Linked DNA regions of Mus musculus: all the other regions are linked to region 1. A link is a loop called in an ENCODE intact Hi-C map of the cell type or tissue named here. Cell type or tissue: gastrocnemius. All regions are shown on one strand.

Region 1 (8,000 bases):
TTTGACTGTAATCTATTCAATAGGAACCTATAAAATTATCCAGAAAGTTACTCCTCCTATTGAAGACACCTACACTCAACAGGAAAGATTCTGTCTTCCATGTATTTTGGTGAGTGACAGACAGGTTGCTGACTGGTTCTCCAAGGGAATCTTTGGGGGTGGGAGGTGGGGTGATGGGAGAGTTGGCCAAGTAATTTATGAACCATGTGGATCTTTTCCTAATCATTCAAAAAGTTTCAAAAAGAATTTCTTGATCCCGAAGGGACAGCGGTGGCTGGAGAACCACCAGCTGCTTGCCGTCTAGACTGTATCATATCTCTGGCATTGGCCTAGAGAAAGTAAGAGCTCAGGACCCTGACTCCATGAACTGCCTCGTAGACTAAGAATTAGTTCCCAGATGTCTCTCTTTGGGAGGTGGGTATTAGGGAATATGAGGCAGGGTCTCCCAGCATTGCACTGCCGCCTCAGCTTCCATGCTGCCTGGCTTACTTCTTAACTTTCTTGTTTTATTAGACTCCTGAGACTATTATCCACACAGTCCACTCTAGTTTTGCTCTTCTCTAGGGCTCTACAGCATGGAATCATTACCATCATGAAAAGCTACAAAGGATATTTGCTCAAATACAGACCAAGTTCTTCACCCAGGGTCACAGACATTAGAAGGAACAGACAAGCTTATCGTCTAACGAACCAGGAATGGCAGGCAAGATAGACACACAGGAAAAGTGGACTAACACAATGATGTATCAGCCAAAGGTTCTGCCACTTCAGAAACTTATAGTTCGCCAAGAGAGCACAGATGCTCTGATGCCTTGTCTTCTGCTTTCCCAAATCCTCCATTCCCCTGCAGGGAACTTGAACTACAAAGTGTAGACAGTGCTTGCACAAAGCCACTACAGACTCCAGAGCTTGCAGGGGGTACCTGCAGTGTGTAAAGGGGTTCTTCTAATGTTGCTCTCTGTTTTCCAAGCATCAGGGCAGACAGTGAGCAAGTACCGGAGGATCACAGGGTGGCCTTCTCTACTGGCAATGTGGAAACTGTTCCAGCCATCCTTGTTCTTCAGGAGTGGATTGGCACCGTGTTCTACAAGGTCCTGGATCACATCAAGGTTCTTCCTTGTGCACGCCATCATCAGAGGAGTCCTAAGGTCAACCAAGATGGAAGGGAGCTGAGGCACTTGGAAGAAGCCAAACCTTCACATTACCTATGTCTTTGGTACAGATGGAAAACCTAGAGGAGTCTGGTGGGGGGCGTGGCAGGAAAACACCTTAGACTGTCAGCCTCTGACTTCTTTGAGGACCGTGGAGAAATAACAAGGGGAAACTGATATATTTTCCAGCCCCTATGTTTTGACAGAGCTTGAAATAACTTGAAGGCGGGCATTTCATTAAGTTATGAGCCTAAAGAAGTTCACAGGGTCTTAGGAATTAGACATGAAACTAAAAAAGATGCCAATCTAGGAAGAAATGAAATTGTTTTCAGTGGTGGGAGAGTATCACCAACATCCCTGCTGGTGGCTCTGTAAGGCTAGAGGTGACAAAACTGCCTAAGAACTCAATATTCGGTGCATGGCGAACTGAATTTCATCAACTCTACTTATCCACTGTGGCCATGCAAATTAAACTATGTAATCGTGAACAGGAATTTTAGCAAGATGTCTCCAGAAAAACGCATCTTGGGCACACGAGTAGTACAATTCAACCGTTTCACTCCACTTGATTACATTTCCATACTCTTTCGACGGGAAACGATTGCCCTAACTAAAGAACCAAACCCACACGAAAGGGAGGTCGGGGAGAAGATTAGAAGCTGAGAAAAGTTATAAATCTAACGAACACACTGAAAAATACATGAAAATCTGCGATTCTTCAGGGAGTGTCGATATAGCTTTTCTGGACCGTGGGTTGGGCACCTACCAGTCCGCCTTCTTCAAGGAGTCCACGACTGCACCTCGGCCCAGGAGGTAGCGCACGCAGTCCCGGTGGCCCATAGAGGCAGCTTCGTGCAGAGGCCGCTTGTAGTCTCGGTTGGTAGCCTCGATGTCCATACTCCAAGCCTCCACTAGGTACGCTAGGATATCCTGGCGTCCGTGGCGTGCTGCACAGTGGAGAAGGGTGTCTCCGGCTGGCCCCCGGCAACCTCTAGCTACCGCCAGTTCCTCCTGAAGGTCACGCAGTCGGCCCTCTTGCACCAGCCTGCAGAGGCGCCGCGGATCCCCAGGCAGAGCCATCGCCCTGGACCAGGATGGACAAAAGTAGGAGGAAGACCCAGGTTCAGTCTTAGAGCAGATCTGTGCTATGATAGGTTGGGAGGTGAGAGAAGGCTGGCGCTTCCGCTTCCGCTTCCTCCACGTGACCCTTTTCCCCGACTCTCGGCACCGCCCCCTGCCCGCCCCCAGCCAGATTCTCTCCGCTAGCGTCTTTAATGCTTCTTGCCCTGGTTTGGAAGTCACAGTCTCCAAATGTAGAATGGTGTCCCCTCAGGCGACAACATGCACACTCGTAGGTCATTCTGGTTACCGCGCATCACACACGCGTACTCGTCAGGGTGGGGCCTCGGGCTCCCAGGGCTTGGGGTAAGGCTGTGTGCACCTGACATCCTGGAGCTGTCCCTTGCACCCGAGTGAACTGGGAACGGAAGACCTATCAGAATGGAGGGTGCCAGTGTACCGCGAAGTCCTGCACGCGGGACTTCTGGCCTCGCATCCCAGATGTGGTCTGCTCTCCACCGGACAGCTTCTGGGAATGTTTGCTGGGCTGCTCCGGTGGTAGCTGCACAGGCAGTCGAGAGCACGCTGCCCACCACCCTGGAACCTAGCTGGCCCACCCCTGGCCTGAGGATGTCTGCCGGACTGACAGCCGCATCCTTCGGCTGACCAGGCTCACAACAGCAAGGGTTTCTGGGGCCTCTCAGAGCTGGAACGGTGTCCTTGTGCTCCGCCCGATCCTCACCCAATCCGCAGCCGACCCCAGCCCCCTCCCCGCCCGCTGCTGTCTCCTGGGCCCCCGCGGGGACCCAGGGAGCTCTAAGGAACTCTGGGAAAGTTTCCTTCGCCTCCTCCGCGGTGGCGAAAGCACAGACGGGGCGTGGCTCTCAAGACACTGAGCCACGCCCCCTCCCGCTTCGCGTACGGATTGGTTCCAGAGTCTGTCCGTCCGCGTGACCCTTCCAGTTCGGAGTGCTTCGATTGGTTCACGGGCCTGTCCGTCGTCTCCGGTGGGAGGGTGCGTCTTGGCAGCGAAGAGGCGGAGCTCGCGGAGGAAGTCTGCAGTCGTCTGTGCTCGCTGTCTGGGCCGAAGGAGGGGCTTGCTGGTCGGGGAAAGGCTGAATGTCCGGCGGCATCGCCTGGGTGGTGTCGCCGCCGGGGTCCTGGGCCGGGCCGCCATAGTGCGTGAGACCGTGGACTTGGCGTGGGGTGCGAGCCGGGAAAACTTCCTATTGTGGGGTCTCCCGCGCAGGGGTCTTGGCCTCGGGGGTGGGGCCCTAGCTGAGGGTGGGCGTAGGAGCTGGCCGCGCCCGCGGTGGTCAGGAGTGGGCCTGCAGAAGGAGGTCGGATGCTCTCTGCAGACCCGCATCCCTTGGCCGCTCCCTGAGGCTCCGGAAGGGGCAGCACCTGAGAAGACAGATCCTCTGCCGCTGGCAAGCCTGGCTTGTCTCCACTGTAATGTTTTTGACCTTGGGCGAGTCATTGTATGCAGCTCCTGACGTTGGTGTTCGCCTTGGTAGTCTCCCACCCCCTCACCTGAACAGGTGATGGTGGTTAAGGGGACGCGAGAAGGCCTGGGGGGCTTTTGGAGGGTTCTTTGAGACCCGAGCCCGCTTTGTTGGCTTCCTTTCGAGGAACTAGACATTTAACCTAATGGTGTTTCCGTTTGGGAAGTAAAATGGAAGTCGCTCCTGCCAGGTTTAAAACAATTTCTTTGCATTTGGCAGTACATTCTGGTTCACTAAGCGCCTGACATTGTCTATTCCATAAACAGCCCATAGGTAGCATTCAGGTTTTAGAGACGAGGAAGGACGTCAAGGCCAAATGAAGTTAGTGATTTTTGCCACGTATTGGAAAGTTGAGGCATCTGATAGTTTCAAACTTTTTGCTACTTTGCATGGTTTTAAATCTCAACGTTTGGGAGACTGAAGCAAGAGGACCTTGAGTTCGAGGTTCGAGGCTAGTCTGGGCTGCCTACTCCTTCCTTACAAATGATTTCACGTGGTCTTGCCTTATCTCTCTTAAGTTTCTGGTCCTTTAAACAAAACCGAGAATCCTGGTTTATAAAAAGATGAAATTGGTTATTTAATTGGTATTCTAAATTAGATTCTGCCTCTCCTCTGCTCTATGAATTTCCTTTGCTCTGTGTTTTCCTTTGGGAAACTAGATATTTTTGGTGAATCTGCCTCCATAGCCCTGGTGATTTTTCTGGAGAGCGGTGGGTATTTATGCTTTAAGTTTATGAGTAGGGCTAGTACTTCTCTCTCTGTCTGGTTGAGCTGCCCATTTCTTCAGTGAAGGTCTTTGGAGGCCTTCAATTCCCTTGTAACTAACTGTCAATGGAATTGGGATATTCGATCTGACTTTTGCTGTGTTTCATGGATCTTTGGTACTTAGATGTCGTTGAGGGATCAAGGGATCAGTCCTTTAACATGTTTCCTGGTTTATGAATACATAAAAGTATTTGAATTCTAATTTCAAATGTGTTACTGTCGCATACACACACACACACACACACACACACGCCCATCTTATATTTCTCTGTTCCCCCAGGCTGACTTTAGTTTAGAAAAATTTAGATTTTTTCTTTGCTGTTCTGGTTTTGACAAAACTTGTAGAAATTATCACCAAAGCCAGCTCTTACATTGTCAATAGTTATTCGCATGCTCTTTGAAGACTTTTGATGTTTCATAGAACTCGAGGGAGCTTTAACTGGGTGTTCTACAGAACCTCTTAAAATAATCTGGACATGATGGCACACAGTTGATCAGCCTAGCATTTAGTTGGCCTAAGACCCTACTTCAGCAAAACAAAGCAGACCAACCACCAATCAAAACAACAACCAAACCACAAGAAGAAACCCTGAAAATTATTTTTAAAATGGAAACTTTAGGCCTTTCAGTGTATGAAAAATTATTAGAGCAGCCATTTCTTCCTTTGCTTTTTAACATAGCTAAAATCAGCTCCCTTAATGTTACACAAGCAGAGTCAGTTGTCCTCCATTTTCCTCTTGGTCTTCACACCTTGTTGATACTCACCTGTCCTTGCTACCCAACTTCTGTTCTCCGGCCTTCTCCAACTCTTGCCCAGCTGGTACCATGACTTTCTGACTTATTTTGCTGACAATCTCCATGCCTAGCTACCCTTGGCTGTGTAATGGCCTTGCTTTTAAAAACAGCACGTTACTCTGAATTGCCTATGCAATGAGTAAAGGACAGTGTCTTTAGCAGTATGTAAGAGGACCGTTGTAGTCTCTGGATCCAAATTCATTTTCCAGCCTGTCAGTTAGCGTTTTGTTCTGAAGAAAGGAAACGTTTCTGTCACACATTGTGCCATTCCTTTGTTTTTCATTCATATTGTTTTCTTGTGCCTAACTGAATCCCATTCATCACTTAAGGCCCATCCCTTTATGGAGATTCTTGTAACAGTCCTAATTATATTTACTACCGTAGGCCCTTATGTGTATATTTATGTAGTGCTTGGATTGCTGTGTGTTTAGCAATTTGTGTTTGTTTTGGTAGCTGCCTTATGGTCAGGCTTACTTATTTTTGTATGCTCTCCAATGTCTAAAATAGCATTAGCAACAGGGATACCATAAGGAAAGCCCTCATGGAGTTCATAGTAAATCTGGGAAATGGAGAAAAATGAAGAGGTTGAGGAATGAGTGAATAAATAATAGAAAATGGTTATCAGATATATGAAGATATATTGTGGACAGTAAGTAGTGATTTCTCGTTTGTTTGTTTGTTTGTTTTCTGTCATTCTGTCTGAGGAACACAGAATGAGCCGTTCAGCCCATCTTTTCTTGCAGTAATAAATGGGGGCTGTACTTACAGAAGTAGTCGGTGTTTTAGGGCATGAGGTGACCGCAAGAGACTGGGGCTGCTGGGCAGGGAAGGTGGCTCAATTGGTCAAGTGCTTGCCAGTCAAGCATGAGGATCCTTAGTTAGCACCACATAAAACACCCGCATGAGAATGCGAGCCTTGTAATGTCAGCACTGGGAGGCAAGGCGGCTACCTGAGCTTGCCAGCGCAAGCCAGCGAGTGCAGCTGAATCGGGTAAGCCCTGGGGCCCAGTTAGAGAAACAGGACAGATTCTGAGAAATGACACCTGAGCTTGACCTGGCCTCCTGATGCATGTATCCTTTCCTATCACACTCCCCGTAGCAAAGTTTGGGCTACCTGATGCAGACCTGTGGACTTAGAGAAGCAGGGAGTGGCTGGTAGGTCTTTCCATGAAGACCGAGTGACAGAAAGAGGAATGAGAACCAGTGTGCACTCTTTGTGTTTGGTGTTTGTCTGTCTGTTTTCCTTTGAGTTAAATGGGACAAAATATTTAAAAGTTTTTTTCCCATTTTGAGTCTATACTGTAGACTGTATAGTGACATTTCTCTTATAGTTCATTTTTTTCTGAATATTTGCTACTAACTGTCTTTGTGAGATATAACTGCTCTTTAAAACTGGTATAAGAATTCAACTTGAGGATGTTTGTTTTGTTTTTAATAAAGTTTTGCATCCAGGCTGATCCACAATCCCTGAGTGCTGGGATTAGTTATATATCTTTATGTTCCACTAATGTGAGATTTTTCCAACCTCCTGTAAAGCTTTCTGGGCCTAAAGTCGAAAACACACCAGACTAAGTAGTCAGAAAAGCCAAGTTCTTCTGGTGATGTTATTAGTTTAAAAAAAAGAAAGAAATTCATGTGTGCATGTGTACAGCAGAGTATGCAAGTACTTGCAGAGGCCAGAAAATCATTGATCCCCCTGGAGCTGGAGTTACAAGCTATTGTGAGCTGCCCACACGTGGATGCTGGGAACTGAATCCTGGTCGTCTCCTAGAGCAGCAAGGGCTCTTACCACTGATCTATCTTTCCAGCCCCTGGTGCTGTTGCTTAGGAGCTAAGTTGTGGCTTGAAGCAGGTCTTTTCTAAGCCCTACTTTAATTGAATAATCATGGGGTTATTTTGCAGATGAAATGAGAACTTAGGAAAGGCACTGCTCTGTAAAGCAGGCTGTGGGCTGTAAGAAGCTTAAGGAACTGTGAGATAGTTGAAGCCACCACAGCCCAACTTTAAAAGGCAGCCCCATAGCTGTGCAGCTTTTCATCTAATTAGCAGTTATTTATGAAGTTATAAACAGAGAATACTGGGTAGAAATATGTTCTTCATTTCTCTTTCCTATATACCTTACAGAAAACATTTAGCCTCAGAGCCAAAACAAATCATCATTATATAAATAATCACTATTAATACAACACAACAAATATATATTAAGACAATAATCTATAAGGTATACTTTAATAGACATTTATGAAAGCATTGTAAGTGTCTCAGAAATGTGCAGAGTGGTTGTATCACAGCTAAGTACTTCCTGGCTTGAGTGGCAACTTAGAATGATAGAGTTGAGGGATAACACTTGGCTATATTTATTTGGACTCTCAGTTTTACTGGCTGTCATTGGACGGTTCAAATGCCAGAGTCATAGTAATAATGGTCTCTATCATACAGTACCTCACCCGTCTGCTTGTGCATCTTCAAAGCTTTGGAGGTGAGGAGGGTGGCACATTATCTAATTAGCAAAGTTAAATTTGGCTTCAGAGCATTATTCTCTCCAGTGAGGAACCTTGTAGGAGGGAGCTGGCTTGTTTGTTTGTTTGTTTTCTAATTTTAAGAGCAGTTATTTAATCAACTTCTCTAGGAGTTCTAAGAAATTAGTCTTCATCTTGTCTATGTAGGTCTATAAACTGTAAGTTTTAGAGGATTTTTTAGCATGAGTTTTATTTAGTAAAGATTA
Region 2 (8,000 bases), 67 kb after region 1:
TTCACAGCAGTAAAACTCTAACTAAGACACATCCTAATTTTATTAGCTATTTAAGTTATAAATCCTCCAGTGGCGCATCCCAGAGGATCCCTACCTAAATCGTGGGCCTCTCGCTACCCACATTGTGTCTCCATGCTCTTTCTGGTCCAAAAGGAAGTATCTTTCTCCTGACTTCCCTATTCCTCTCACTGACTGGAAATTCCCACCTACTTGCCCAGTGATTGGTCCCTTGAAATCTTTATTCATTAGGGGAAGGTTCTGCCTCATTTAACTTTAAAAAATACATTTATTTATTTCTTTATTTGTGTGTGTGTGTGTGTGTGTGTGTGTGTGTGTGTGTGTGTGTGTGTGTGGCTTGCCAGTCCCATGTGTTTAGCTCTGTGTTTCCAAATCTTTAAATCCTCATTTGGGGTACTTAGCCGTATGTTACATTGCTTGGGAAATACTTGGGGATGGATTAATGGTGTGGGGTGGGAAGGAACTGTCATAAAAACCAATTCAAATGACCTTAAGGACACTTGGCAGTAGACCAGAATGGAGAATTCAGTGAAACATACTAGGCCTGACCTTTTAGAAAATGTTCCCTCTGTCTGAGAAAGCCTGGACCTTTGGACCTGTGAGTGAGCTATTACATTATTTGTGGCTGGACATTTTCCAGCTATCGATCAGTATCTCCAGAGACTTGTGAGCTCTTCAGGGAAAAGGCTAGAGGAAGACATCTAAAAGAACTACCCTTTCTCTTGTTTGTCCCAAGCCTGCTTCTTAACGTTATTGTTATTGTCTTTTCTTGGGCCAGCAGGGATCTTATGAGATCACAGTTTATTTTGCTTCCCTCAGAGAACTGGCAGGCCCTGCCAATGGGTCATTTTGAAACCTTGGAGGTAAAGGAGCCTAAGAGTCCCTTCCTCACACAGGGCATTTCCCGCCTTGCAATTGCAGAGGCAACACATTCTGCACAGAACATCCTTTTCCTGATGGCTGACACTGCTGTAAATTCTACTTGGTCTTTCCACACATCTGGAGCACTCCTGCTCCAGGAACATGGTGTGCGGGGTGTAGAAGATGAAGCAGATGGACACAGCTGGGAGTGATAAGACGTGGTTTAACTGCAATGCCTGAAAAAAGTGCCATTGTGTAAAAGTTCAAGGATGAGCAAGAATTAGCCAGACATTCAAGGGAAAAGCAGAGCAAGCAGTCTAGTCTGGTCAACAGGAGTCGATACATTTCCAGAATGGTCCTGTGAGAGGACTCAATCACTGTGGCTCTGCAGAGCACGCTCATTGCTGGCAAGGAGAGGAGCTCCTCTCGTTGTCAGAACCTTGTGAACCCTGCCTGATAGGATGGGAATATATATATATTTAAAGTTAGAGCTGAAAAGATAGCTCAGTGCTTCAGAGCAAATCCTGTTTTTCCAGAGCACCCGACTACCTGTAACTCCAGCTTCAGAAGACCTAATACCGTCTTCTGTCTGCCTCGAGTATGCGCATAGCACACGGCAGACACTCACACAGACATCTATCGACACACAAATAAAATATGAGACACATAAATCTTAAAAAGAAATGAGCGAATGATGGAAGCCAAAGAGCTAAGAGAAAGAGAAGGGAATGGGACCTAGAGTCTGCCCATGACCACAGTCTGCTGTAGCTCCTTCATCTTCTCCCCTGCCCTCAGCATGGCCTCTCTGCAATCCTTCTTCCCGTTGCCATCCCAGACTTCATCCAAGCATCCATCTCTCCAGTCTCCTCCTGTACTTGGTTTTAATCACACATTCTTCCCCCCCCCCCCCCCCCCAATGAGTAGAGTGCTTGGCCAGCACACATAAAGCCCTAGGTTTGATCCCAATGCTGTATTAAAGCCAGGTATGTATGTTTTGTTTTTGAGACAGGGTTTCTCTGTGTAGTTTTGTCTATCCTGGAACTCACTATGTACACCAGGCTGGCCTCTAACTCACAGAGGTCTGCCTACCTCTCCTGGGAGATTAAAGGTGTTCACCACTACTGCCTGGCCTTAACGCCAGGTATGGTGATGCATGCCCGAGACCCCAGCACTCAGGAGGTAGAAACAAGAGGACCAGAAATCCAAGGGTATCTTGAGCTACATAGCCAATTGGAGGCTAGCCTGGGCTACATGAGACCATCTTAATTTCCTGCCCCTACCAAGAACTCACTACTGTAGTTTCCTAAGAAGGTGCTATATTAATTTTGCAGCATATCTAAGTCTAAATCAACATTTCCAACCCTTCCGTTTTGTTAAAGGTTTTTTCAACATTTATTGTTTATTTATTTGTGTGTGTGTGTAAATCTTTGTTAATTGCTTTCAAAGTTGACTCTTTGATTCTGTGCCTTTTATTGAATTGTAGACCCAGAACATCAAGTCCATGCTGAATCCCACAGCAACAATGTCATAATTATAGGTCAGCTCAGGAAAAACTGATACTTAGTAACCGTGAGTCTTCTCAAAACCGGAACCTAGGATCTGCCTTGATTTAAGTCTTTCATGTCTTTCTATAAAGTGTTTTATAGCATTGAAATGTTGTATTGTAGTGTGTGTGTGTGTGTGTGTGTGTGTGTGTGTGTGTGTATGTGTGTGTGTGTATGTGTGTGTGTGTGTGTATGTGTGTGTGTGTGTGTGTGTGTGTGTGTGTGTGTGTGTGTGTGTGTGTGTGTGTAAGTCAGAGGACAACTTGCAGGACTTGGTTCTCTCCACCCCAGGGGTTTATAGGTCTTCTGTCTTAGCAACAAGCATCTTTACCAGCTGAGCTGTCTCACCTTGAGCTTCCAGCATGCAAGTCTTTTTTATTTTTTTAATTAGGTATTTTCTTCATTTACATTTCAAATGCTATCCCAAAAGTCCCCCACACGCTCCCCACACCACTCCCCTATCCACCCACTCCCACTTCATGGCCCTGGTGTTCCCCTGTACTGAGGCATATAAAGTTTGCAAGACAAAGGGGCCTCTCTTCCCAATGATGGCCAACTAGGCCATCTTCTACTACATATGCAGCTAGAGACACGAGCTCCGGGGTACTGGCTAATTCAAATTGTTGTTCCACCTATAGGGTTGTAGACCGCTTTAGCTCCTTGGGTACTTTCTCTAGCTCCTCCATTGGGGGCCCTGTGTTCCATCCAATAGCTGACTGTGATCATCCACTTCTGTGTTTGCCAGCACCGGCATAACCTCACAAGAGACAGCTATATCAAGGTCCTTTCAGCAAAATCTAGCTGGCGTATGCAATGGTGTCTGCATTTGGAGGCTGATTATGGGATGGATCCCTGGGTGCAGCAGTCTCTAGATGGTCCATCCTTTCATCACAGCTCCAAACTTTGTCTCTGTAACTCCTTCTATGGGTGTTTTGTTCCCAATTCTAAGAAGGGGCAAAGTGACCACACTTTGGTCTTCGTTCATCTTGAGTTTCATGTGTTTTGCAACTTGTATCTTGGGTATTCTAAGTTTCTGGCTACAGTAATAAATAGAAATGACTCTGCAGCCACCAGGGGTCGCATTTGTGGAGATCATAGGCATGAGCCACCATACCCAGCTTCATTATCGTATTATTTTAGAGGTTGCTTTACCACTGAGTGATATCATATTACCTCACACCTACAGCATAAGAGCCTTAAACAGGGCTAGAGAGATGGCTCAGCCAGTAGGAGCTCTTGCCACCCAAGTGTGAAGGTCTGAGTTCATATCCCCAGCACTCACGCAAGAATATTAGGTATGGTTGTGTGCATCTGTAACCCCAGAACTGGAGGTGGGGAGGCAAGGAGTTATTGAACAGGACAGCAAACGTTCTCCATTGGGCAGCACATAGGCACACACACGCACACACACATGCACACGCACACACACACACCCTTAATGACTGTTCTCTATACATCCTTTCCCAGCCTTTGTGCTGTTATTGCTATCAGCCATTTTTCCTTTTAAATTCACAGTAGCACACCAATGTATCACTATTATTTTTGTTTTGAAGAGCAAAATTATCTTTTGCCACCAATCAATTTAAAGTGTTTATGTTATTCTGATCATTCTCTGAGTGTTTTGTACTAAGAGGGCTTTGCAGTAGCTACTTTGTGTCTCGTCTAAGAAAGGAAGCCTATATCAGGTCTGTCAATAGTGAATGGTCCTCAGAGATAAACATAGGAATAGTTGATATTTGAATGCACGAGGTTATAAAAATACCGCAGCCAATCCAAACTGCCAAGTGGTGGTGAGTTATTTAATTTACAAAGCTAGATGGTTTCACAATTACATTAGAAGCAATATATTTCATTGCAATGATAACTTTTAATTTCCTTCAGTCTTAGTTACATCTTTTAATACTACAATCTAAGGAGATATATATCTCCTTAGATATCCGATGTAAGTCTACAGCTATACCATACTAAACTTGATAGGGCTTGTCTGGTCTTGGAAGCTAAGCAAGGTTGAGTCTGGTTGATACTTGGATGGGAACTATCTAATGTAAGCAAGTCTCATCTTGTCTGGAAGAATACAAGCACCATGAAGACTGTAAGTGTATTGCATAGTTCCCTAGTGCTCCTTCCCCAGTGCTAAGCCCCATACACATACAGGGCAGGTATTTATACGTTGCGAGCTTATGAATACATATATCAGATGAAGTTATAGAAACTGGGACTTAGAGTTATGCCACTTTCAAAGTTCTCACATCGCCAGTCCTAATGATCATTAGCATGGAGCATGGGGCGACACCTCTTTCTGTTTCTCAGAACCTGTGGATCAGGCTTCTTTATCAAGTCAGTTGAGAGTCTAAGATGGGCAGGAATCCCTGGCCTACTCTTATATCTGGAGTTCAAGAGTGGTCAGGTTAACACACCCCTCCCATTCTTTATATGAGGTCAGTGTGCATTTCAGCATTTTCTTTCCCTGAGCCTCCCATTTGAAAGCAGATAGGTACTAAGACACGGAGAAGAGAAAATGTGTCCCTTGCCTTCTAGAGGCTCACTCTGACTCCACCATGCCCAAACAGTCAGGGTATCTAGGCTTCCAGTAACCTATTTTTTCTTCCTGGCTGAAGCGCCAGCCAACCTATCACACTTCCTCATGGTGCAATAAGTACAGGCTGTACTCACTCAGCTCACTGCCCCGAGAACTCATCCATTCCTCTTTCCTCCAGTTCCTTAAGTTGAGGGCCTAGTCGGCTTCGAGGGTCAGAAGGCTGGGTGGTCACAAGTTGGAGACTCAGCAGGACTTCTTGGTTCCAGTTTCCCAGAGACACCAGCTCTGCTTCAGGATTCCTTTGTCACCCACTGAACTATTGCAGAAGCTGCAATCTCACTTGCAGCTGTCAGGCTGTCCTGACTGGTTTGTTCCCTACATGCCTGGAGCACATGTCCACCATGCAGCCTAGCAATGTACTTCCTCCACAGACCCTAGAGTCCCCTACTGTATTGCCCAAAAGAGTATTAAGGCTCCCTAGGAGAAAGCCTTCCATTCACATTTACTACCATAGGTGATGAATGACACCAAGGTCATGGAGGGATTCTATAAGAAAGAGAGTCACCAGGGCCAGGCACACACTTGGGAGGCAGATATCTGTCATGGACAGCCTGGTCTACATAGAGTTCCAAGCCAGCCAGTGCTACACAGTAAGACCCTATCTCAAGGAAAGAAGGAGAGGGAGGAGGAAGAGGAGGAGGAGGAGGAGGGAGAGGAGGATAAAGAATACAGATTCCCAACATGTTGCCTCTTAAATACTACCATACTGAAACAACTTAAATACCCAACAATCAGGAGGCAACTAATGCTGATTCACAGATCTAAAAATAAGTCATAGTTTAGCTGGGTATGGATGCACACACATCCCATAATCCCAGCACTGGGGGAAGGGAGTAGGGAATCATTTTTCACCTGCCATATTGTTTGAGCCTCTCTCTCTCTTTCTCCCTCCCTCCCCACCCCCCTCATACACACACCCCTGGAATTCTCCCCTCTTTGCCCTGCCTCTCTCTCACCCCAACATATTGTGCTGTCCATCCACTCCCATGGATTCAGGTCCTCAGATCTGGATGACAAGAATTTTCACCCTCTAAGCCATCTCCTCAGTAGCCACCCATCTCTTTGTTTGTTTGTTTGTTTATGCTTTTAGGTCTTAGTACATAGCCCAGACTATCTTTTAACTAGAAATCCTCCTGCCTCAGCCTTCAGAGTGCTGGGATTATAAAAATACTCCATTACACTGGGTGCTAGTTCACTGTTGATGCAATTACAACATGAACAAAGAATAATGATTGAGCTAAATAAGCCACACAAGAAAGAGTAGCGTGCTTTATAACTCCACTTATAGAAAATACTAGAAAGTGCAACAAATCCAAAGGAAAAAAAGTTAAATTGTTGCTGAGTTGAGCAGGAGATAAGAATTTTGGAGGACACAGGGAACTTCTTAGTTATGGGTGTAACCCTGCTTTGGTTTGGTGATAGTTTCAAGAGTGTAACTTTCATCCTGAAACACAAAGAAACATACAACTTAAATATTTGCAGTTTTCCTGGAGTCAGTTATGACCCAATAAGGCTGTTCTTAAAACCAAGATTCAGGTGCCAGTTGATGGCACCAGTGGAGCCCGAACTTTAGGCAAGGAGGTGCTTCCTCTAAGCTGAGCTGGACTGAAACCACATTCACTTTCAGACTATTTGGAATATCTGCAGGCTATTTCTGAAATCTCAGGACCATTCTTTGCTATCCAGTTAAGAGGAATTTACCAACACACTCCAGCTTTACAGATGGAGGGTGGGGACCCAAGAATAAATGAAGCCCCGTAACACCCCTACAGAGCCAACCCCAGGCTCAAGTCTGTGTGGGATAACTATGACCAAGTTCCAAGGAGACTGAGTCAGACGCCCATCACTGGGAAATCTTGCTTTAAAACACACTCAGGGCTAAGGAATTGCTAACTTGCAGGAAAGTCCATGGATGACGTCATTGTCCTCGGTCCCCAAATCCTGTGCACATTTGCAAGCATGTGCTTTCACACACATTTCTGTGCAGGGAGTACGTAGATTTTTTTAACAGACTCTGAAGAATTTCATGTTTATAAAAAGATGCGACATCCTGGGTCCGGACGTTGCTAGACCCAACTGTTCTCGCTCTTTCCTTCTAGACCTATTGGAACAAAACTAGGAGTCTCAATTCATTCTTCCCGAGATTAGATCTAGACGACACATTCTGGAACATGTGACACCCCTTCTTCCATGGGAAAACAGTCTCTCCTCCTCTCCAATCGTCCGGGCCCCAAGTTGCCAGTGCGCTTGAGAACCTGGACCTGTTTTGTAGCGTTCAGATGCGCAACCTGCCTGCTCCACACGTGGTTTTTGTTTGTTTGTTTGTTTGTTTTGTTTTGTTTTTCCTCCCGCGGAGCGCAGTACTTTGCCCAGTGCCTTCCATCTAATTTACTTTGACCTGAAAGTCATGAAGGGTGGTTTTTCCTCAAGCCCCTCCTGGAACCCCACAGGCGCGACACCCCACAGCTGCGCCAGGTGGGCTGGCAGAGGCACACTCACACATTTCTCTAAGTTCTTTAAGTCTTATCGAACTTGTCAGACCTGCTCTCCCTAAGTCGCCGAAACGCCGGTGGGATCGCTCAACTCCCTTGCACGTATGGTCCGGGAGCCAGTCTAGAGCAGGGCAAGGGGCCACTCTCTTATCTGCGCTCTCCCAGGCTCCCTCCACGTGTCCCCCCACCCCCACCCAGCTCCCTCCATCACCCCCAGACCCACTGCGATCCTCTCAGCTGGACTCCTGGCTCAGTTCCCAGAAGATGTGACCCCCACACACACACACACACACGAATCAAGTTCAGCTGGGCGTTGGGGTCCCCCTCTGCTCCCCTGTTCCGGCGCATGATGCTCCCTACCCGGCGTCACCCTCAGCGGGAGCAACAGTAGCAACAGCAGCAGCAGCAACACAGGAATGGCCTGGACTCCATAGCCCCGGAGCTGCGGCGAGGCCATGGCCAATTGTCCCCAGCAGTGACCCAACG
Region 3 (8,000 bases), 640 kb before region 1:
CTTCTACCTGCTGGGAGGCCGCAAGAGACTACACCCTATCCTGCACGTTGCCACCTGCAGCTGGGCTCCAAGAATGAATTGGCGGGAATGGGCCTCTCCTCCCCCCTTTATAAGCGCATTTGCCATTAAACATTTTGTAAGATCCCCTTTCAGGGACCCCACTCTAGTCTCGGGAGTGTGAGAGCACCCAAAGAAACACGAGGACCCATCTTGTTGTAATTACATGAGGACGTTTAATTATGGAGCTCCGGACCGACATGTATCTCACACAGGAGATAACGGATGCGGGCCACGAGGCTCGAAAGCTAGGGGTTTTTATGGGGTAAGGGGCTTAGGGGTGTGGAATTCAGCACAGCGACACACTATTGGCTTATTTAAACATCAGCAGAAAAATTACATGTACGTGCAGGGTGTCAGAGTTCTGTGAGTTGTTGACTCAGTTCAGATAGCCCTGCTATGTCTTCACATTCCCCTTTATCTTATGGTCAAGATGTTCCCAGGAATGTTTTAACTATGAGGCATACCCAGGTTTGTTTTTCTCTTTTCTCAGCCCCAGGCAGCCTCTAGGCTCACAAACAACCAGCAATTTCTGAGTACTTTATATGACTTACAGGTCTTGAAATTTCATCTTTCTTTCAATTTGAGCTTTGATCAAGAACCTTGACTTAGCTCCATTTTTCTCTCATCTGCTTAGTTTCCCTCTCTTTCAGTTCCGGCCTGCCACTCAGGTGTACCCTGTCCATGTGAGCCACTGGCCGGCTCACAACAAGGACTGGGGAAGTTTCCCAAGGTCCACTCCTGACATGTATACCTATAATCCAACCAACGTCTGCTGAGAGAAGGGGACTCGGCTTCCTCCAGGAATGAGCTCGCCGATCCCAAAGTAGTCAGTCAGCTCTACACACATGTGAATATGCACAACACTAAACAGACTCATTAGGGGCTGTGTATAACAAGAAAAAAGAAAAAGTCACAAATGCAAGAGGAATCCAAGAGGCCATGGGGGGGGGGGGGGGTTGAGAGAGGGAGTGGAAAAAAGATTCAAATATAGTATGGTGATTTGTCTGAGAATGGCTCACACGGGGTGGTGCATTTGAAAATTTATACGCACATGGTGAAAATACTTGGAAGGCTTACGAGGTATGGCCTTATTGGAGGAAGTGTGTTACAGAAGGAAGGCTCTGAAGGTTTAGAAGACACATGTTCACAGTGTTCTCTCTGATTCTGCCTGCACTGTGAGAAGTGATCTCTCAGGTGTCCCTGATGCCATTATTTTACTCCAACCATCAGGGGCTTTAACCCTCTGGAACTTTCAGCCCAAGTAAACACATTCCTCTATAAAGTTGCCTTAGTCATGGTGCTTTATCACAGCAATAGAAAAGCAATTAAGACATAGTATTCGTTATGAAATTAAATATGTATATATATTTAAATTGAACAAAAGCATGCTTTTAAAATACAGCCTTTTCTCTCTGTATTGCTAGATATCGGATCAGCTATGTAATAACTATCATTATACCACTGGGAAAAACAAATATAATATTGAATTATTAAATGAATATATACATATACATACACACACACACACACACACACACACACACATACATCTATTTATGTATATATTCTGCCCTCCGGCCTCTGGTGAAGCCCAAGATCGTCAAAAAGAGGACCAAGAAGTTCATCAGGCACCAGCCAGACCGATTCGTGAAAATTAAGTAAAACTGGCAGAAACCCAGAGTCATCGATAACAGGGTGCGAAGAAGATTCAAGGGCCAGATCCTGAGGCCCAACATTGGTCACCGGAGCAACAAGAAAACCAAGCACGTGCTGCCTAGCGGCTTCCGGAAGTTTCTGGTCCACAATGTCAAGGAGCTGGAAGTGCGGCTGTGTAACAAATCTTACTGTGCTGAGGTTGTTTGCAGCGTGTCCTCTAAGAACCGAGGAGCCATCGTAGAATGAGCAGCACAGCTGGCCATCAGAGTCACCAATCCCATCGCCAGGCTACGCAGTGGAGAAAATGAAGAGATGGCTTGTGTGCATGTTTTGGGTTAAAATAAAATCACAAAAACTGCAAAAAAAAAATTACACCTTCCGTTTGAGATATGTATGTCTTAAGAGTTGGCAAAGCTGGAATGTTGGTTTGTCACAGGAAGTAAATTTTAGTCCTAACTTTCAGTATATGTTTCACTCCTTTGATTAATACTTATTTTATTATAATATTTCATGCATCTGCATTTTAGGAAAAAAGTAAATAACTCTCTGCAATTGTAAGGATACCATGGTCATAGAGAGTTACAGATGAAGTACTGTGAAATTTCACAAGTTATTGTTGGTTTAGACTGTAATGACTGAAGAAAGCTTTATGTAAAATAACATGCATATTCTGTCTTATAAAATAGCTAAGATTCACTGTATAAAATTAGGTTAAAGAAAACTCTAGGACCAATAAAATAGCACATTAGTAGATTAACACATAAAACAGATTAATGAGTTTGATGCCTAGCCTGAAACATGCCTTCCATCCTCAGGAATGAAAGACCCCATTACCTCAGGTTTTCCTCTTATACTACATGTGTGCCATGCTATGCAAAAACCCATATGTGCAAGTGTGTTTACACACACACACACACACACACACACACACACACACACACACACACAGACACACACACACAGACACACACACAAATAAATAAATGTAATTTTTTTTTTTTTTTTTGAGACAGGGTTTCTCTGTATAGCCCTGGCTGCCCTGGAACTCACTTTGTAGACCAGGCTGGTCTTGAACTCAGAAATCCATCTGCCTCTGCCTCCTAAGTGCTGGGATTAAAGGTGTGTGCCATCATGCCTGGCATGAATGTAATTTTTTAAAAAATAATATAGAGAATACAAGAGACATTTTTAAAAACTCATGAGGAAGGCCGTGGTCACAACAGGTATTTTTAGCAATCCCCTGGTACTACAGGGAAGAATGCTTTAAAAAAACTATACATTAGGAAACCCTTGTTTTCAAACTGGGTGATTTAAAATGAGTTCATTTATCTTAACTAGTTAACGTGGAACAAGATAAGATATCTGTATTTTGAAATCAGCAAACTATGTGTCTTGAAAAATTACTATATTAAATAGCAAGGTGCCTAAAATGTGAGTCATTGGTGTTGCATCAAATTGCCACAAAATATCTTAATGAATAAAATATCCCTTGTTTTGTGAATATATTCCATATGCCAGAAAGGACCTGGATCCTTTTACACATTTTTTTTCTTTTATACCTCACAATATGTGTAATGGTGATAAGTGTATGGCAATTACTAATTTAGGGAACAACAATCAAAGGTGGAGTGAAGCTAACTTGATATTCAGCATGGAAGAGTCTGGGGTTTTCATGACTCAGAGTCCGACTTCCAAATAAGTATGAAATACTGCATTCCAGAAACAAATAAGCAAACAAACACCCCAATGTCCACAAACTTTTATAATGCACATTTGCCCTTTCCATTCCTAATTGTCAAAGCCAACCAATGAAAATTCTTTTTTAAATGCCACAAATAGTTTTCATACTAAGTATAATGGAATGTTAATCCTTGAATAAAACCTGGGTCTTTAATCCCAAGTACTGCCAACATAGGGGCCTTAAAATTTCGATATGAAATCTGTGCTATTTATCAATTGGTTGGTTTAGGTCAGCTTAGCCCCAGTTAGCTTTGTAATGTGTTATACCTGTAGAGGTATTTTAAATACACAAATGCATTTACAGGTGTAACTAGCTAATGACTTGGTTGGATTTTTTTTTTTTTAAGGTTTATCAAGAGACTGAGGAAGGCAACTTTCAACTCAAGGGTATAGCCCATCCTCTTATAATTCTAGCTTACATAATATTCTAGATTTCAAGGACCAGGTAACAGCAAAAGCCTCAAAGCCTGCTACAAAAGTAGAGCAGAAATCAATTTTTTAAAAAAGGTTAAGAAAAAAAGTAGAGCAGAGTCCAGGAGAGGAGGTCTCAGCCCCCTGGTAGGGCAGTGCAAAAGTCAATAGTCCAACTATCCCCAAACAGGACAGCTCCCAAAAAAAGCCAAAGTCTCCTAGCGTTTAGAGACTCTCTCTCCACTTCTGCTTCCGGGGAAGAGATTTTTTTTTTTTCTCCCAGCCCTCCGCGGGGGCGGGGCTAAAGGAAGCCGGAAGTCAGGCCGCTTCCGGCAGGGGAAACTCCTAGTTGCCGCTTCGCCCGGCTTGACAGGCGGTCTGTGCCGGCAGTGTGCTGCCCTCACCCATCTCGACCTCCCGTTCGCGTCCGACCGCTGCCGTCCCGCTGCCCTTTTCTCGAGCCTCCCCTTCCCTATGTTCCGGGACCGGAGTCCGAGAAGCAAAGACCCACTTCTTGTCCAGTTCCCATCATGTCCGAAGTGACCAAAGAGCTGCTGGAGCTGGTGTGGGGCACCAAGAGCAGTCCCGGACTGTCGGACACCATCTTCTGCCGCTGGACGCAAGGTACCAAGGCAGGGCTCCGTTCCAGCCGCTCAGCTTGGGCTCCGGGAGTCGGGCCAGGACGCCTCTTTCGGTCCCATTACCCCCGCTCCACCATCTCGCCCCGACCCCATCACCTCGGGTACCTGGCGCTTGGCCCCAATGCCCATTCTTCACCAGTACCCGTGCTTGGTCCCAGTAACCACGCTTTAGGCACTCGGGGCACCCGCGTTCTGTCCCAGTAGCTCCAGCCCCTCCGGTCCCCTCACTCCTTCCCTGTGCTCGCGCTTAGTATCCCGGCTTCAGTCCCTCTAGTATCCGCACTCTTTCCCCGTACCAGCCCTTGGTCCCAGTACCCCAGCTGCGGCTGCTCGGCTTCCCGCACTCGCTTTCTTTCCCTGTACCGGCGCTTGGTACTAGTACAACTCTAATCTTCCGGTACTCGCACTCTTTCCTACAGAGTTTGATCCCAGTACCCCTGCTCTGACCACTTTCGGGACTCTGCGCTCAGTTCTAGATCCCGGACTTGATTCCAATAACCCGGCTCAGACACCTCGGGTACTCTGTGTTAGGTTCTATTGCCATTGCTCTGGCCTGTTGGATACCCAGAGCTAGTACCCCTGCTCCAATTAGTGGTTCTCAGCCATCCTAATGTTGTGACCCTTTTATGCAGCTCCTCATGTTGTGGTAACCCCTAATTATAAAAGTATTTTGTATAAAAGTACTTCATAACTGTAATTTTGCTACGGTTACGTAGTAATATAAATATCTAATATGCGACTCCCAGGGGGTCGCGACCCACAGGTTGAGAACCATTGCTCTAAATGGCTTTTGATGAGGAAGAGTTTGAGTGAGAGAGTGTTTACCAAAGAACGCAAGTGCCTCTGCCACTCTGGGCTAACCTGCTGCAGGAGTGAAAGGGGAGGGGCCCTGGGACTGCAATGTGTGATACAAAGAGGGTGCCACTGTTAAGATCATTACATCTCCAGCCTTCGAGTGAGCTTTAAGTTATCGTCAGTGTTTGGAATGTTTTTTGGATGGGTGGTGGGAGGGTGGAGATCTAGGTGAGTAATACGGGAAAGCAGTTTCATGTTGTAATTAATGTGGTTAGGTGTGGTGCTCTGAATGGAAACACAGTGTTGCTTGCTGCTAGATTGTTCCCTTGTCTTCAAGTATCCCTGATTTTGTGATGGCATCTGATATTGTTGGTTACATTCTTTAAAGGAATATGGATCACAGCCCTTCCTCTGCTAGTCTAATGATGCTCAGAGCTACTCTTAGAGGGCAGTGATAAATGTTGCTGTCGATAGTCTTTTGGGATTATGGGAGTAGTCATAGGGCACGGACTTCCTGCATTAGTAAAGTGGCTTGATTTTTGTGGTCGATAACTGCATTGAATTGACAGCTGTAACCTCAGTCTTCGGAAAATAAGATGCAGGTATAAAATGGTTTGTAGAGCAAAGGTACACTCAGAGAGTTTGCATTTGTGAAGTTACATTTGTAAAGCTACTATGTTGCTTTGCTTTGCTTGTTAAAATAAGCCAACCCAATAACACATAGTTGTTAGTTTTTCATTGATGGACGGTTTCAGTTAACTCTTTGGAAATTCACTTCAGCTAAAGAAGTATGCATTTTGGGTTATTTCTGAGCAATTCTTATTTAAGTATTTGCTTTAATTTTTTACTTAAAATCATATGTATATGAATGTTTTGCTTCTTTGTATACATGTGCACCACGTGCATACCTTGTGCCTACAGAGGCCAAAAGAGGGCACTGGAGTCCCTGGAACTGAAGTTATGTATGGTTGTGAGCCTGCATATGGATGTTGGGAATAGAACCAGGGTCCAATTCACAAGCAGTCAGTGCTTTTAGCCACTGTGCCATCTCTCCAGATCTCCAATTTTGTTTAAAATCAATAATCCCTTTAATAAAAGGCTTGAATTGAAGTTATTTTTGCTTTTTAATAAGGTCTTACCATGTAGCTTTGTCTGGCCTTGAACTCACAGAGATCTACCTGCTTTGACCTCCTGGGTGCTGGGATAAAAGACAGTGCCATGTCTTGCAGCTCCAAACTGACGCTTTTTAGTTTGACAATTTGGTTTTTTGTTTCCGTTTTCCCCTGGTTTGCCTACCTTGTGAAAATGAGTTTTCACTTTTTCAGTTCATTGGCAGCACTTGCTCTTTTCCTGTAAAACACACTGGTGTCCTGAGTCCTGGCCGCCAAAGCCTGGGCTGGCAGAGCAGACGTCAAGCACCTGCAATGGTTATTAGGTGAAGGGACAGAGAGTCCTGGAAACACTTGAGTCCCTGGAGGGAGCCATGTAGGTATCTGAAGAAAGTGTTCCATACGCAGGGCCTCACCCCTGTACAAATCTTGGTGTCTAATGTTCCTTGGACTTTTGGTTCAGTGTGGCTGGGGGGAGGGGCGCAGTGGGAAGGGGGCAGGAATAAACATTCTAAAAGTAATATGGTCATTCATATAAGCCATTAAAAGGGCATTGACCCACATTCTGAATGAAATAAGAATTTCACTGAAAGGTTTGGAGCAAAAGAGACAGAGGTTCTGGATTCAGGTTGGTTTGGTTGCTGTGGTCGAGAGTTGCAGAGGTGAGATGGTAATTAATCAGATGGTCCCTGCTGTAGCCCCCGAGGGAAGGTGGAGCAGATCTGGATGTTAGCATTGGAGATAGTAGAAAGTGGTCATGTTGACCATGTCCCAGCAGAACCCAAACTGGTGTCTTCTGTCTGACAGAAGTAGTATTGCTCATACATTGGACGTACTAAGAGTTCAGTTTTCAGTGCTGACTGTGTAACTTGGTGTTCGGTAGACTCCCTGTCAGGGACTTTGCTCTTTCTAGGTTTTCCTCTGGTGACGCACAAAAGCTGCCCTGCTTCTTAACACATCGTTTAAGAAGCCTTTGAGGCCTGTGCTTTCCTGGCCTTAACTTAGCTCTTCGCAGAGCTCAGAAAGCACACTGTCCCTTCCTCCAAACTTCTTGTTTTATTGTTTCACCTGAAGCTGTGGTGGGAAAGAGGTACTGGCTATAACAGCTTAACGTGGGAATATTGGTTTGTTTTGTTTTGTTTTTTGTTTTGTGATGAGGCAGGCCATCTTGATTAAAATTAGATTGGGGGAGGGGTTCAGGAATAAGAGACAGTCTTTATTACATAATATGAAAAATAAAATTTTTATGTTAGTGAAAAGTTGAGGGATCATTAAAAAATATAAAATGGCCAGCAAGATAGGTCGGTAAGGAAAGGTACTTGTTGCCAAGCCTGACCCTGAGTTTAACCCTCAGTACTTCTAGGCTTGAAAGAGAAAGATAACTTCTGCAAGCTGTCCTCTCACAGCGGTACACCACACACACACATATACACTTTTCATTACTAGATCATTTGGGTCAAAGTTTGAGCTTAGGTTTTCCTTTCATTTAGCATAACTAAATTGTAATTCACCTAACAAGCGATTTTTTTAAAAGCCACAATGTTCCTACCACAGGAGAGGATTAATTATTTGGTACTTTAAATATGTA

What was found. Hi-C counts contacts between places; a loop is a spot of excess contacts. Peaks named below come from ENCODE experiments on the same cell type or tissue, not always from the same donor. Only the 100,000 strongest peaks of a DNase experiment are listed, where the experiment ranks them.
Region 2: a loop joins it to region 1, with 2.9 times the contacts of the local background. A loop is called at or near these places in 9 of 42 quality-filtered maps.
Region 3: a loop joins it to region 1, with 2.8 times the contacts of the local background. A loop is called at or near these places in 3 of 42 quality-filtered maps.

The regions. Positions count from the first base shown.
Region 1 is chr2:11,772,820-11,780,819 of GRCm38, reverse strand. Fbh1 (F-box DNA helicase 1) reads left to right here and starts at 3,235. Exons shown (of 21, transcript NM_015792.2): 1 at 3,235-3,388. The coding sequence starts at 3,388. It overlaps Ankrd16 (ankyrin repeat domain 16), which reads right to left and starts at 3,067. Exons shown (of 7, transcript NM_177268.4): 1 at 1,918-3,067; 2 at 923-1,143. The coding sequence starts at 2,231. In gastrocnemius, no CTCF peak of the experiment used is centred here; DNase peaks (open chromatin) are centred at 2,344 and 3,169; H3K4me3 peaks cover 3,950 bases; H3K27ac peaks cover 4,794 bases.
Region 2 is chr2:11,705,819-11,713,818 of GRCm38, reverse strand. Il15ra (interleukin 15 receptor, alpha chain) reads right to left here. Exons shown (of 7, transcript NM_008358.2): 1 at 7,875-8,000. The coding sequence starts at 7,971. Among named protein-coding and RNA genes, the nearest start is that of Il15ra, 4.1 kb to the right of the region's middle. In gastrocnemius, a CTCF peak has its summit at 3,492 (motif pointing right); DNase peaks (open chromatin) are centred at 7,507, 7,839 and 7,941; H3K4me3 peaks cover 2,979 bases; H3K27ac peaks cover 4,709 bases.
Region 3 is chr2:12,415,650-12,423,649 of GRCm38, reverse strand. Mindy3 (MINDY lysine 48 deubiquitinase 3) reads left to right here and starts at 4,190. Exons shown (of 15, transcript NM_024185.4): 1 at 4,190-4,491. The coding sequence starts at 4,398. It also overlaps the pseudogene Gm13321. In gastrocnemius, a CTCF peak has its summit at 4,132; DNase peaks (open chromatin) are centred at 4,187 and 4,528; H3K4me3 peaks cover 2,087 bases; H3K27ac peaks cover 1,732 bases.